Linked DNA regions of Homo sapiens: regions 2, 3 and 4 are each linked to region 1. A link is a contact called in ENCODE Hi-C or POLR2A ChIA-PET data. All regions are on one chromosome and are shown on one strand. Each heading gives the region's core, a stretch centred on a gene start or an enhancer-like site at or near the end of the contact. The rest is flanking DNA. Distances are from core to core; before and after follow the strand shown. Region 1 holds the start of FZD2 (frizzled class receptor 2). Region 2 holds the start of HDAC5 (histone deacetylase 5). Region 3 holds the start of HROB (homologous recombination factor with OB-fold). Region 4 holds the start of GJC1 (gap junction protein gamma 1).

Region 1 (3,448 bases), core at 270-2,769:
TTCTAAACTCAATTTTCTTTCTTCTTTTTAAGTCCCCCCTTTCCCCTGTCCCTCGGGAGAGACAACAGAAAATAATTGATCCATCATCCAGTATCAGGCCCAGGAGATTTACATGCAAATTCCTCCTCGACCCCTTTCCAAATTTAAAATCCTAGAAGGGAAAAGAAAAATTCTAAAAGTAGCAGGAACCCTGCTGGCCACACCCCACCCCTTACCAGGTGAGAGATGTGGAGGGGATAATTCACCACAACCCCCCAGTTTCCTCCCGCGTCACACACGCCACCCCTCTCTGGTGTGGAACCACTTAAGATTTGGGTAAAACTCCCCTCTCGCCCTGGAGACGGGATCTGGAAGCTTTTAGGGGGCGGAGGTAGAGGTGGGGAGGCAGAAGGAAAATTCCCTCAAACGTTCGTCAGGCCTAAGAGAGTCGTCCCTTCACTCAAAATTGCCCGTCACCCCCCGCCCCCCACCATTAACTTTCGATTAAGACCTCCTCCTTAGGGCAACTAAACTTTACTTTGCACAATTAAGATTTGCCGCAGAAGAAGCGGGAGGGAGAAGCCGCAGCTCCGGGCCATTCTCCTTTCCCTCGCTCCCTCCAAGCCCCCCGCCCCAACCCTCCAGCTCCGGGCCTCCGAGTTCCTGAGTTTTCTCACTTTGAGGTGCCACCGAACACAAAGAACCATAATGGGCTCCTTTGTGTTGGCTACGGGGCAATTACGCCTCGGAGTCCTGGTCCCTTTAAGAGTCTCTTAAAGAGACAGGATCCCATTTTTCAGAGGGTTTTTTAAGGGTGTGTGGAGGGGGAGGGCGAGGGATCTACGTGTAAAGTGAAGTGAAACTTTCGCCTGGGCTCCAGAAAGAGCGGACAGAAAAGGTCTTTGTAAATTGTTAGTTTTTTTAAAGTCTGTTTTAATTTTTAAATTTGAGATTTTTCACTCGATTTGAAAAATTGGACTAGGAATAGGTGGGGTTCGAGGATCGGGGGCGGGGGCAAGGGTTTAAAGAGTCCCCACCCGGCAGAGCACCTCGGCCCGGGAAGAGGAGTGAGCCAGGGTCGAGTAGTGTCCCCCGATCTCGCCGCGGCAACTCCGGAGAAATCCCGGGCTGGGCAAACAGCCCTTAATATAATAATAGCTTGTCTCTTTAAAAAGCAAAAGGGGGGGAAAGTTTTGTTGGCATCTGGTTTCTGATCTCATTATGTTGTGGTCGACCAATCCAGCCCTCGGGCCTGGTCCTCGGGTTTAAATCTGATTGGCCGAGAGCACATTTTGGGTTGGTGCTTAGAGCTCGACGGGGCGGTTTCAAGGATCCCTTTTTTGGGGGGCTGAGGAGAGGGCGGGGCCGCCAGCGGGGGCCCCCTTGAAACCGACTAATTGGGATCGGAGAGGCCGAGGTGAGGGCTGGAGGAGGCACAAAGAAGTCGCTGGGTGCAGAAGGGAGGGGAGAGGGGGAGCTGAGAGGCGAGAGGAGGAGGAAGAGGAGAGAGGGCAGCAGCGCGCGGTGTCTCCGGCTGCTCAGTCCGACCGCGGCAAGCAAGCGGGCAGGCGCACCGCCCCCTCCCCCGCCCGGCCTCCCCAACTCTGCGGCCGCGAGTAAAGTTTGCAAAGAGGCGCGGGAGGCGGCAGCCGCAGCGAGGAGGCGGCGGGGAAGAAGCGCAGTCTCCGGGTTGGGGGCGGGGGCGGGGGGGGCGCCAAGGAGCCGGGTGGGGGGCGGCGGCCAGCATGCGGCCCCGCAGCGCCCTGCCCCGCCTGCTGCTGCCGCTGCTGCTGCTGCCCGCCGCCGGGCCGGCCCAGTTCCACGGGGAGAAGGGCATCTCCATCCCGGACCACGGCTTCTGCCAGCCCATCTCCATCCCGCTGTGCACGGACATCGCCTACAACCAGACCATCATGCCCAACCTTCTGGGCCACACGAACCAGGAGGACGCAGGCCTAGAGGTGCACCAGTTCTATCCGCTGGTGAAGGTGCAGTGCTCGCCCGAACTGCGCTTCTTCCTGTGCTCCATGTACGCACCCGTGTGCACCGTGCTGGAACAGGCCATCCCGCCGTGCCGCTCTATCTGTGAGCGCGCGCGCCAGGGCTGCGAAGCCCTCATGAACAAGTTCGGTTTTCAGTGGCCCGAGCGCCTGCGCTGCGAGCACTTCCCGCGCCACGGCGCCGAGCAGATCTGCGTCGGCCAGAACCACTCCGAGGACGGAGCTCCCGCGCTACTCACCACCGCGCCGCCGCCGGGACTGCAGCCGGGTGCCGGGGGCACCCCGGGTGGCCCGGGCGGCGGCGGCGCTCCCCCGCGCTACGCCACGCTGGAGCACCCCTTCCACTGCCCGCGCGTCCTCAAGGTGCCATCCTATCTCAGCTACAAGTTTCTGGGCGAGCGTGATTGTGCTGCGCCCTGCGAACCTGCGCGGCCCGATGGTTCCATGTTCTTCTCACAGGAGGAGACGCGTTTCGCGCGCCTCTGGATCCTCACCTGGTCGGTGCTGTGCTGCGCTTCCACCTTCTTCACTGTCACCACGTACTTGGTAGACATGCAGCGCTTCCGCTACCCAGAGCGGCCTATCATTTTTCTGTCGGGCTGCTACACCATGGTGTCGGTGGCCTACATCGCGGGCTTCGTGCTCCAGGAGCGCGTGGTGTGCAACGAGCGCTTCTCCGAGGACGGTTACCGCACGGTGGTGCAGGGCACCAAGAAGGAGGGCTGCACCATCCTCTTCATGATGCTCTACTTCTTCAGCATGGCCAGCTCCATCTGGTGGGTCATCCTGTCGCTCACCTGGTTCCTGGCAGCCGGCATGAAGTGGGGCCACGAGGCCATCGAGGCCAACTCTCAGTACTTCCACCTGGCCGCCTGGGCCGTGCCGGCCGTCAAGACCATCACCATCCTGGCCATGGGCCAGATCGACGGCGACCTGCTGAGCGGCGTGTGCTTCGTAGGCCTCAACAGCCTGGACCCGCTGCGGGGCTTCGTGCTAGCGCCGCTCTTCGTGTACCTGTTCATCGGCACGTCCTTCCTCCTGGCCGGCTTCGTGTCGCTCTTCCGCATCCGCACCATCATGAAGCACGACGGCACCAAGACCGAAAAGCTGGAGCGGCTCATGGTGCGCATCGGCGTCTTCTCCGTGCTCTACACAGTGCCCGCCACCATCGTCATCGCTTGCTACTTCTACGAGCAGGCCTTCCGCGAGCACTGGGAGCGCTCGTGGGTGAGCCAGCACTGCAAGAGCCTGGCCATCCCGTGCCCGGCGCACTACACGCCGCGCATGTCGCCCGACTTCACGGTCTACATGATCAAATACCTCATGACGCTCATCGTGGGCATCACGTCGGGCTTCTGGATCTGGTCGGGCAAGACGCTGCACTCGTGGAGGAAGTTCTACACTCGCCTCACCAACAGCCGACACGGTGAGACCACCGTGTGAGGGACGCCCCCAGGCCGGAACCGCGC
Region 2 (3,448 bases), core at 565-3,064, 430 kb before region 1:
CAGAACTAACATTTCCTCCATCCTTGCCCCCAAGTAACCCACACTTGAGATCTGTCTCTCTGGTCTCTGGCATGCCCACATTCCCAGGACAGAGTGGAGATACTGGGGGCCCATTTCTCTAACTCAGAGAGACCCCTACTGCTTTGTCAAGAAAGCCCAGATCCAAGTTCAAGTGAAGAGAGGGCAAAGAGAGGAGTCAAGAAAAGAGGAAGGAGACAAACCAAGATCTCCCCAAGCTTTGTGTTTAGGGAGGGAGAGGAAGGAGGGAAGACTGGAATGAAGAAGCAGGCAGCCCCCAACATGGCTCATCCACCATCCAGCCCAGCCAGCCTAGCCCAGCCCAGCCCAGCCCAGCATCTCAACAGCCAGCATAGGCTCAGGGTGCCTAGGACTGGGGAGACTGAAGACCATGCCTGCCTGCCTACATCCTCTGAAACTAAGAGGAAGCCAAAGGCAGGACCCAGACCCAGACTGCAATCCTGCAAGGCAATCTGGCTAGGGGTCCCTCTGACCAAGACTCCTGGATCTCACCCTCCCCCCCACCTCCTTTTGTTCCCATAATCTGGCTCCATCCTCCCCTCCCAGTTGGACACTGAAACCAATCACCACCACCTCCCCAAGCTCCAAATCTAATCCCAGATCCCAAAAGCATGGTGGTCACTGACTGAGTGATGGGTCCCTTTTGCACCCTCCTAAAAGCAACTGCAGCTGTTACCTTTCCTCTTTAGGGACACACCTCATTTCAGAAGGGGTATCAGCCAGGGGTATCAAGTGGTCATCTCCTCTCCCAAAGGAAGCACCCAACCTCCCCACTTCAACAGCCCCCACCAAGCTCCCAGATTAATTACTTACACCCAGCCAGTTCTCATCTTCCCCAGGGCCCCAGGGAAGGGTGGGGTGGAGAAGCTGACTCCCCCCAAGTTAATAAGGCACTGGTAGTGCCCCCGCTTCCATGAGATACAGATCCAGGATGAAAAATGGGGGGCATCCACCCAAGACAAGAAGGGGTTGGGGGGGAGCTCCATTTCATCTCCTAGCTCTCGCATCCTGGCTCCAAGGTGTCAGACAGGAGAAGAGGGTGGCAACAAACGCAGTAACGCCTCACAGGAGACGGGGTGAGAATAATGGGAGAGAGAAGTAAGGTGGACTCCGCAGTCCCCCTCCTCATGCACGGAAGTCAAGGACATAAAATCAAGGATGCGTTCGTAGCTATGGGGAGAAGCGCTCTGGGTGGACAGCACCCCTCACCTCAGAGTACCAAGAAAGGGGTGTCCAGCGAAGAGGGGTCTGCACAGAATCCGGGTGCAGGGCTCAAATGGCTCTGCAACGCAACATGCGCCGCCAGGGAAGGGGCAAATCAGACAACCCCGGCCGGTCTCCGAGCCATTTGGGGGCGCAGGGCGCGAGAAGGCGGGCCCCTCCCTTACCTGTAGGGAAGGCGCCCCTGTCTGGGAGGGGCAGGGAGGGGCGCGCGCAGCAACCCCGATGTCCCGCTCACGGGCTGCCGATGCTCCCGGGGGGCGCCGGCTGGCTCCCAGGGCCGGGAGGAAGGAAGGGGGGCGCGGAGCGCGGCGCGCGCGCTGGGAGCCCGCGGACAGAGACAGCAGGAGGAGGGGGCGCCGCCTCGCGTCCCGGGGTCCGGGGAAGATGGGATCTGGGCCGGGGCGGCGCGCTCACCCGCTGCGGCTCGAGCTCCGGCTTCGCGGGCGGCGGCGGCAGCAGCGGCGGCGGCAGCGGCGGCAGCACCTCCTCGACGGCTCCTCCATCTTTGCGGCGGCTCCTCCGGCTCCGCTCGCCGCCGCCACCAACAACAACATTCGGAGACGTCACTCCCGTCACGTGACCCGACCCGGAGCTAAAAATAGACCCAGACCCCCCCCCCAGCCCCCCCCGCCTTCCCCTTGCCCGCAGCCACCACCAACCCCTCCCCTGCCTCTCGGCCCTCCCCGCCGGGCGGGGCCAGCGACGCCATCGTGACAGCTCCTTAAAGGGCCAGTGCCCAGCACAGGGTTCGGCCGAGACGGGGTGGAAGGGAAGGGATCGGAACCCAGCGAGCAGGAGTGGAAGGATCGCTGCAGGGGCCGAGTATGGATGCTGGGGCTCAACCTTTGGATTGTAAAAGTTTCCTCCTTGCGCTCCCCGGACTTTCTTTTCAAAACGTGGATGGTGCAATCGTCGCTTGCCTAAGCTGCTCCCCTAACACGCCCTCCCGCGGTCGGGGAGGGGACCTGGGGATAGATTCCCAGGGGCTGGGAGGGCCACCGCAGCCTCTGCAGCGGGGCCTGGCTGCGGGTGGATGGTTCGGACAAGTCTCGAACTCGCCAGCTCTGACCGCACACACTGCATCCGTGCCAGGGAAAGAAAAGCCTGGGAAAGGCCAGGGTATGGCTGTAACACTCCAAGGCCTTCAAAAGGGCAGACCAGCAGACCAGGAGCCGGAAAGACTTCCCTGACTTTGGTGCCATCCACGCTACATCTCCTCTTGGTACACAGTATGAACATGTTTAATTAGACCTAGACAATTTGTCAATGACCCAGCAATTCCACTAACAAAAATGTATTCCAAATAAATAAACGTTGTTATGTTAAAAAATGAACATGAGATTGTTTGTAATGATGTGAAAAGTTGAAAACAACCTAAATATCCATCGATAGGGAATTGGCAAGCAAAGCAGGAGACATTCATTCAGTAAAATATTATCCAGACATTAAAAGTTTTATAGGGGACCGGGCATGGTGGCTCACGCCTGTAATCCCCGCACTTTGGGAGGCGGAGGCAGGCGGATAACCTGAGGTCAAGAGTTTGAGACCAGCCTGGCCATTATGGTAAAACCCCGTCTCTACTAAAAATACAAAAAAATTAGCCGGGCGTGGTGGCAGGCGCCTGTAATCCCACCTACTCAGGAGGCTGAGGCAGTAGAATCCCTTGAACCTGAGAGGCGGAGGTTGCAGTGAGCCAAGATCGTGCCATTGCACTCCAGCCTGGGCAACAAGAGTGAAACTCTGCCTCAAAAAAAAAAGTTTTAAAGGGGCCAGGTGCATTGGCTCTTGCCTGTCATCAATCCTAGCACTTTGGAGGCCGAGGCGGGAGGATTGCTTGAGCCCAGTTCAAGACCAGCCTGGGTAACATGGCGAGACACTGTCTGTATTTTAAAAAAGAGGCCGGGCGTGGGCCGGGCATGGTGGCTCACGCCCGTAATCCCAGCACTTTGGGAGGTCGAGGCTGGTGGATCACGAGGTCAGGATGTCGAGACCACCCTGGCTAACACAGTGAAACCCGTCTCTACTAAAAATACAAAAAATTAGCCGGGCGTGGTGGTGGGCGCCTGTAGTCCCAGCTACTTGGGAGGCTGAGGCAGGAGAATGGAGTGAACCCGGGAGGCGGAGGTTGCAGTGAGCAGAGATCGCGCCACTGCACTCCAGCTTGGGGAACAAAGCGAGACTCCGT
Region 3 (3,448 bases), core at 537-3,036, 420 kb before region 1:
TGGCGTGATCTCGGCTCACTGCAAGCTCCGCCTTCCGGGTTCATGCCATTCTCCTGCCTCAGCTTCCCAAGTAGCTGGGACTACAGGCGCCCGCCACCACACCCGGCTAATTTTTTTGTATTTTTAGTAGAGACGGGGTTTCACCATGTTAGCCAGGATGGTCTCGATCTCCTGCCCTTGTGATCCGCCCGCCTCTGCCTCCCAAAGTGCTGAGATTACAGGCAAGAGCCACCGCGGAAGTGAGCATTGAGTTGCCCAGCCATTCGCACTCCCTCCTGACAAATGGCATCAAGTCATTCAACAAACACTTGTTCAGCCTGGGCAACATAGGGAGCCTTCATCTCTACAACAAATAAACATAAAAAAATTAGCTGGGCTTAGGCCAGGCACAGTGGCTCACGTTTATAATCCCAGCACTTCGGGAGGCCAATGCGGGTGGATCACGAGGTCAGGTGTTCAAGACCAGCCTGGGCAACATAGTGAAACCCTGTCTCTACTAAAAATACAAAAAGTTAGCTGGGCGTGGCTGGGCGCAGTGGTTCACGTCTGTAATCCCAGCACTTTGGGAGGCAGAGGCGGGCAGATTACCTGAGGTCAGGAGTTCGAGACCATCCTGGCCAACATGGTGAAACCCTGTCTCTACTAAAAATACAAAAAATTAGCTGGGCGTGGCTGGGCGCAGTGGCTCACGTCTGTAATCCCAGCACTTTGGGAGGCAGAGGCGGGCAGATTACCTGAGGTCAGGAGTTCGAGACCAGCCTGGCCAACATGGTGAAACCCTGTCTCTACTAAAAATACAAAAATTAGCCAGGCATGATGGCACATGCCTGTTATCCCAGCTACTCGGGAGGCTGAGGCAGGAGAATTGCTTGAGCCTAGGAGGAAGAGGTTGCAGTGAGCCGAGATCATGCCACTGCACTGCAGCCTGTCCTGCAGAGCGAGACTGTCTCAAAAAAAAAAAAAAAAAAAAAAAATTAGCCGGGCGTGGTGGCGGGCACTTGTAATCCCAGCTACTTGGTAGGCTGAAGCAGGAGAATCGCTTGAACCTGAGAGGCAGAGGTTGCAGTGAGCCAAGATCGTGCCACTGCACTCCAGCCTGGGCAACAATGTGAGACTCCGTGTCAAAAAAAAAAAAAGTTAACTGGGTTTGGTGGTGTGTGCCTGTGATCCCAGCTACTCAGGAGGCTGAGGTGGGAGGACTGCTTGGGCCCAAGAGGTGGAGGATGCAGTGAGCCATGACTGTGCCGCTGCACTCCGGGCTGGGTAAGGGAGTAAAGTAAGTCTCAAAACAAAAACAAACTCATTTTCTGAGTGTCTTCAATGTGCCACATGCTGGTTCACAAAGGTGAAAAGCCACAGTCTTGCTCTGAAGCAGTATTAAGTCAAGCAGGGAGGCCGGGCGCCATGGCTTACGCCTGTAATCCCAGCTACTTCGAAGGCTGAGGCAGGAGAATCGCTTGAACCCGGGAGGCGGAGGTTGCAGTGAGCCGAGATCGCGCCACTGCACTCCAGCCTGGGCGACAGAGCGAGATTCGGTTTAAAAAAGAAAAAAAAAAAAGAACGGAAAAGAAAGGGGCGGGGGCAGGATTAGGCATCGTGGGGCCAAGATGCTTGATCTCACCTGAACCAGTGCTGAACCAGCCGACTGGGAAGAGGAGCCGCTTGGGGGCGACCGAGAGCCCATCCGTTTCCCCTTTAAGACCAGAGCGGAAGACTACAGTGAGAAGGCCCTTTGTGTCGGCGGGAAAGAAATATGCCTGCCCCTTTAAGAAGGCGGAGACGCCCCAGTGGCGGCGTCTTCGAATGCGGCCTAAGGCGCCTGCCGCCAGTCTCCTGGCGACTTTCCCTATATCGCAGAGACTCATCCCTCTGACCCCAGCCCGGAAGCACTGTCCCTCGGAGTCCGAGACTTCCACCTGGGTCGTGTCCAAGGCCCCGGCGACTCCCCGGACTCGGGGTGCCGGGCCAACCTCCCCGCCGAGGCCCACCCGCCGTCGCTATGGTAATGCCGCGCCCAGCTTGGGGGCTGGCGGGCCGCAGGGCCCCCTGGCCTCCGGAACTGCTCATGGGGTTCCAGCCCCTCGCCCGCGCAAGTTGCAGGACCGGGGTCTGGGTGGGGGTTCGGCGGAGTCGGGAGACCTGGGCTGTCGTCAGGGCTTGTCATGGACGCGCCGGAGACCCTGAGAAAGCATTCTCCTCCCCCGGGCCTCAGTTTCCCTCCTGTTGCCTTCCTACCCTCCTGGGAAACCCCCCTTTCCAGTGCGCTCAGACGTCACTACCGCTTGGGTCCATCCCTTTCCCCTCCCCGCCCCACACTTTCTACTTTTTTTTTTTTTTTTTTTGGACGAAGTCTCGTTCTGTCGCCCAGGCTGGAGTGCAGTGGCGTGATCTCTGCTCACTGCAACCGTCGTCTCCCGCCCACCCCTTTCACTCTGACCCTTAGAGTCTTGGGAACTGTATCGCCAGCTGTAGCTCCTGCGGCTCTGGCATCTGGGGTTAGGCACCACCTCTGATCTGGGTTTGACACTCATCAGGAACTGGCTACAGCAGCCCTGCTGGCTAGAAAGAAGGAACCGTGGACTGGGGCATCCTACTCTCCTGGGACCCTAGTTTTTGGGCCTTGGATTAGGTAGGGAAACTACTGGCTTCATTTGCAGAAACAATGCCACTGTGCAGACATGTTTGGATTTATGGTAGTTTCTCTTATGTTTGACATAAGATTGGTCAGGCGAAACCTTTGGGATATTGCAAAATCCTTAGGCCCAAGCCAGGGGCCGTGGCTGACACCTGTTTTTGTTTGTTTGTTTTTTTGAGACAGAGTCTCACTCTGTGGCCCAGGCTGAAGTGCAGTGGTGCGATCTCCGCTCACTGCAACCTCCACTTCCCAGGTTCAAGCAATTCTCCTGCCTTAGACTCCCAACAAGCTGGGATTACAGGCGGGCACCACCACCCCAGCTAACTTATTTCTATTTTTAGTAGAGACGAGGTTTCACTTTGTTGGCCAGGCTGTTCTTGAACTCCTGGCCTCAGGTGGTCCACCCGCCTTGGCGTCACAAAGTGCTGGGATTACAGGAGTGAGCCACCATGCCCAGCCTGTGGCTGACACCTATAATCCCAGCACTTTGGAGGCCACAGTGGGAGGATCACTTGAGCCCAGGAGTTCAAGACTGGCCTGGGCAATGTAGTGAGGCCCCGTATCTATAAAAATTTAAAAATTAGCCTGGGCGCAGTGGCTCACGCCTGTAATCCCAGCACTTTGGGAGGCTGAGGTGGGCAGATCACAAGGTCAGGAGTTCAAGACCAGCCTGGCTAACATGGTGAAACCCTGTCTCAACTAAAAATACAAAAAAAAATAGCCAGGCATTGTGGCTTGGCCTGTAATCCCAGCTACTTGGGAGGCTAAGGCAGGAGAATTGCTTGAACCTGGAAGGTGGAGGTTGCAGTGAGC
Region 4 (3,448 bases), core at 242-2,741, 270 kb after region 1:
GTTGAAATTTTTTTGCTCTTTTACTCTGAATAATACCTAAACCCTCTCTAGGGAGAGAAATATTTTATTCCTAAATGACATTATTAACGCATTTTTCTACAGATATTAAAGTACTGGAGATATGCTGTTTCCTGCTTATCAGGAAATTAAAATCCCTTTCATTTATGTAGTTTGATTTTTTATAGCGCTTTCACATATATTCACTTGAACGTATACACGACACAAACATATAACAAATTTAGACTTATCAGGCATACAAGATGACCCTCAGCCTGAACTTATTCAAACTTAACTTACTCGATTTCACATCGTCTTGATGCTAACAAAATTAAGCATGAGCATAATGAAATCGGTATCACTGCCAGTTCTCAATGAACAAAAAGAAAACCAAATTCGCCCATTTCGCAAAGGAAAAGTACTCCCAATCAGACAATCGCAAAAAAAAGAACAAAATCTAAACCATACATTCACGTACATCTTTTCAACTCAGAGCTCCAAACGCAGCCGCCAACCACACAACTGCCCACAATCACAGCGGTAGCGCCTACTCTTAATTTTGAAGCTAGAGACTTAAGGAAACACACACACACACAAAACAGTTCTCAAGTTTGACAAAGTGGGGGAAAAGTCATTTTAAGTAAAGACAACGAGTTAATCAGGAGGCGATGAGCCCAGTCCTTCCGCCCCGCTTTCCCGCTTCCAGCCCTCGAACGAACCCTCCTCTAACCCCCGGGAGGCAGGAGTTCCAGCGGGGAGATGCGGGAAGCCTCAGACGAGCCCGCACGCCGCCGGAGACGCAGGGATCGAGGTCGGGGAGACAAAGAGCAGCCCGCGAAGAGCCCGGGCGGCGAGGGGCGGCCCGGCTCCGCCCTGCGCCCCTAACCGCCCGGGTAGTTGTCGGCACCGCCGGGGCGCCGCCGAGTGCGCGCCGCTTCTGTCCGGGCTCCCCGACCGTCGCCCGACACCTCCGCGGCCCAGGACACCCCCGAGCCGTTTCCCTCCCGATTTGGGAGCCGCGCGCCTGGGGACAAAGAGGGAGGGTGCGCCGGGGACAGTGGCAGGACGCGGGCCGGCGACGCCCCTCCGGACTCGGCGGGAACCCCTCGGCGGCGCCCCCCTCCTTCTCCCGCTCTGGCCGCGCTCCTCCCCGGACCTCCGGAGGTTCTCCTCGGCCCCTCCCCGGGCTCCCCAAGAGTTCTCCCGCCTCCCCCTGGGACCCCGCCCCTGGCCCGCTTCTCCTCAGCCGGCCCTGCGGCCGCCCCTCACCCGGCGGCGGGTTCCCCCGGAGCCGCCTCCTCCGCCGGGCCTCGGCCCGTCCCGCCGGTCGCGGCCTCATGTGCCCCGCGTCGCCATCGCCTTCACCCTCGCCTCTCCTCCACCTCCTCCGCCGCTGCCGCCTTCGCCTCAGTCTCCAGCCGAGGCAGAAGCCGCTCCCGCCGCTGCCGCCGCCGCCGCCGCCTCCCGCTCCCGCCGCCGCGACCCGCGGGAAGGCGCCTGCGCACTGCGCGCTGCGGTGGGGGCGGGGGCGTCCCGCCGCGGCCCGGGAGCGGGGGGCGCGCGGCACGTGGCGCTCGAGTGGGAGGGGGGCGCCCCAGAACGCGCGGGAAGCGACGCGAGCGCCAACTTTCCGCGGTCGAGTCCTCGCCGCTCTCTCGGATAGTCCGGGACGCGGCGGAGGCGCGGCGCGCGTGGGAGTCACCCGCGTGGAGTCTGGACCCCGGGTGGGCGCAGACTTCGCTCCGGACAGTTCATTCTTCCAAGCTGATTTTCGGGCGAGAGTCCCCCGCCAGCCGCGCCTCAGTTTGAGCGGGCCGCTAACGGCGCCGTGGGTTCTCGCCTTACCTGGGTATCCTGGGTTGGTTTAGCGGGCCCAGAGTTGTCTTCTGCGCGCTCCGCCGAGGCCTTGGTCCATTGTAGCACGGGATGCTAATGTCTCCTCCCAGGTTCTGCTCTACAATTCCTCGAGGATCTGGCGGGCCCTGCGTGGATCTAGCTAGAGTCGGGGCTCTTAGCAGTGCTCTAGATACTTTTCAGGTCCTGAACTTCTCGGATTAGCAAGACCCTAATAGGCTATTTCCTCTTAACTCTTTGCATCCCAGCAGGATCCCATTCAGAGGACTTGGGAAAAATTTTCATGCATAGGAATCCCCAGTTTTAAAATGCCCAGTAGGAAACCGAAAATTCTCCAAATGCTTTAAGTAGAGTAAGACTTTGGGTAATAAAGGAAGGCTCAGTAAAGAGATGGGCGACCTCTGGAATGATCTCATCTGAGCATCAGAATGCCGATGGACAGGCTTTTATTATTTTGCCCTTTTGACCAGAGGGGAAATTAAGCGCTAACAAGTGAGGTTACTTGCTGCAAGTCAAACTCCCCCACCCAAAGCCAAGCCCTAAGGGGTAGCCCCAGAGTGGAAATCTTGAAGGCTAGGCATCTAATGCACTGACCAGTTTTGTGTGGCCAGTATGTTTTCCAAAAATATGAATTAGTTACCAAAATATTAAAATCCAGATTTCTGGCCTCCCTAAAAAGTCAAAAGCTGCTTACTTTGAGCTTCTCTTTTCACATGGCAGCTCCTCTTGAGTCACCTTGTCCGGGTAGGCAATGTCCCCACTCAGCTGCTTAAATCATTTCATGACCTGCTTGGCCTCGGAGCATTTAAGTACTTCTCCCTGTGATTGCTGTAGTCTGTCCCCACGCCTTATCACATTGCCTCTCTACAGATGTATTTAAAATGACAAGTGTGGGATGGGCGCGGTGGCTCACGCCTGTAATTCCAGCACTTTGGGAGGCCTAGGCAGGCGGATTGCTTGAGCCCTGGGGTTCCAGACCAGCCTGGACAATATGGCAAAACCCCCATCTCTACAAAAAATACAAAAATTAGCCGGGTGTGGTGACGCGCACCTGTGATCCTAGCTACTCCAAGCATGAGGTGGGAGGATCGCTTGAGCCCGGGAGGTCAAGGCTGCAGTAAGCTGAGATAGCGCCACTGCACTCCAGCCTGAGCGACAGAGTGAGACCCTGTCTCAAAAAAATAAGTGAAAAAAATAAAATGACCAGGGTGAAAACTCTGAAAATACCTGGAAATAATAAATAGCATGTAACTAAAATAACACAGGAAACAACATCATTGTACCTGTTGAATAAAATATTAAAATTCTCACAGCCTGCAACTGTAAACTAGTACAAATAACTTTTTTGTTTTGTTTTGTTTTGAGGGAGAGTCTCACTCTGTCGCCAGGCTGGAGTGCAGTGGGCGCCATCTAGGCTCACTGCAAGCTCCACCTCCCCGGTTCAAGCAATTCTCCTGCCTCAGCCTCCCGAGTAGCTGGGACTACAGGCGCACGCAACCACGCCCAACTAATTTTTGTATTTTTAGTAGAGACAGGGTTTCACCATGTTGGCCAGGATGGTCTCGATCTCCTGACCTTGTGATCCGCCTGCCTCGGC

The links. A loop is a pair of places that touch in the nucleus more often than their neighbours do. ChIA-PET counts read pairs that join two places held with the same protein, here RNA polymerase II (POLR2A). Pooled maps may share reads with other maps.
Region 2: a map of natural killer cell shows a loop between it and region 1 (15-fold over the local background). The contact joins the promoter of HDAC5 here to the promoter of FZD2 in region 1. A Hi-C loop is called at or near these places in 1 of 168 maps with a recorded cell type or tissue (natural killer cell) and 6 of 50 pooled maps. POLR2A ChIA-PET finds 5 or more read pairs at or near these places in 4 of 52 experiments (B cell, GM10248, WTC11 and 1 more).
Region 3: a pooled map shows a loop between it and region 1 (16-fold over the local background). The contact joins the promoter of HROB here to the promoter of FZD2 in region 1. A Hi-C loop is called at or near these places in 2 of 37 single-sample maps with no recorded cell type and 5 of 50 pooled maps. POLR2A ChIA-PET finds 5 or more read pairs at or near these places in 5 of 52 experiments (BJ, OCI-LY7, WTC11 and 2 more).
Region 4: a loop to region 1 is called in a pooled map, with 6 times the contacts of the local background. The contact joins the promoter of GJC1 here to the promoter of FZD2 in region 1. A Hi-C loop is called at or near these places in 6 of 50 pooled maps. POLR2A ChIA-PET finds 5 or more read pairs at or near these places in 3 of 52 experiments (GM10248, activated B cell and activated CD8-positive, alpha-beta memory T cell).

The regions. Positions count from the first base shown.
Region 1 is chr17:44,555,965-44,559,412 of GRCh38, forward strand. It overlaps FZD2 (frizzled class receptor 2), which reads left to right and starts at 1,520. Exons shown (of 1, transcript NM_001466.4): 1 at 1,520-3,448. The coding sequence starts at 1,725. The coding sequence ends at 3,422. RefSeq lists enhancers at 15-784, 785-1,552, 1,770-2,730 and silencers at 1,227-1,326, 1,725-1,971, 2,217-2,266.
Region 2 is chr17:44,121,827-44,125,274 of GRCh38, forward strand. HDAC5 (histone deacetylase 5) reads right to left here and starts at 1,815. Exons shown (of 27, transcript NM_005474.5): 1 at 1,678-1,815. RefSeq lists silencers at 1,507-1,646, 1,697-1,796, 1,867-1,926 and enhancers at 2,017-2,176, 3,323-3,448.
Region 3 is chr17:44,140,144-44,143,591 of GRCh38, forward strand. It overlaps HROB (homologous recombination factor with OB-fold), which reads left to right and starts at 1,787. Exons shown (of 10, transcript NM_001171251.3): 1 at 1,787-2,002. The coding sequence starts at 2,000. RefSeq lists an enhancer at 1,542-1,711 and silencers at 2,012-2,071, 2,318-2,612.
Region 4 is chr17:44,828,796-44,832,243 of GRCh38, forward strand. It overlaps GJC1 (gap junction protein gamma 1), which reads right to left and starts at 1,492. Exons shown (of 3, transcript NM_005497.4): 1 at 1,267-1,492. RefSeq lists a silencer at 805-1,094 and enhancers at 1,150-2,123, 2,124-3,097.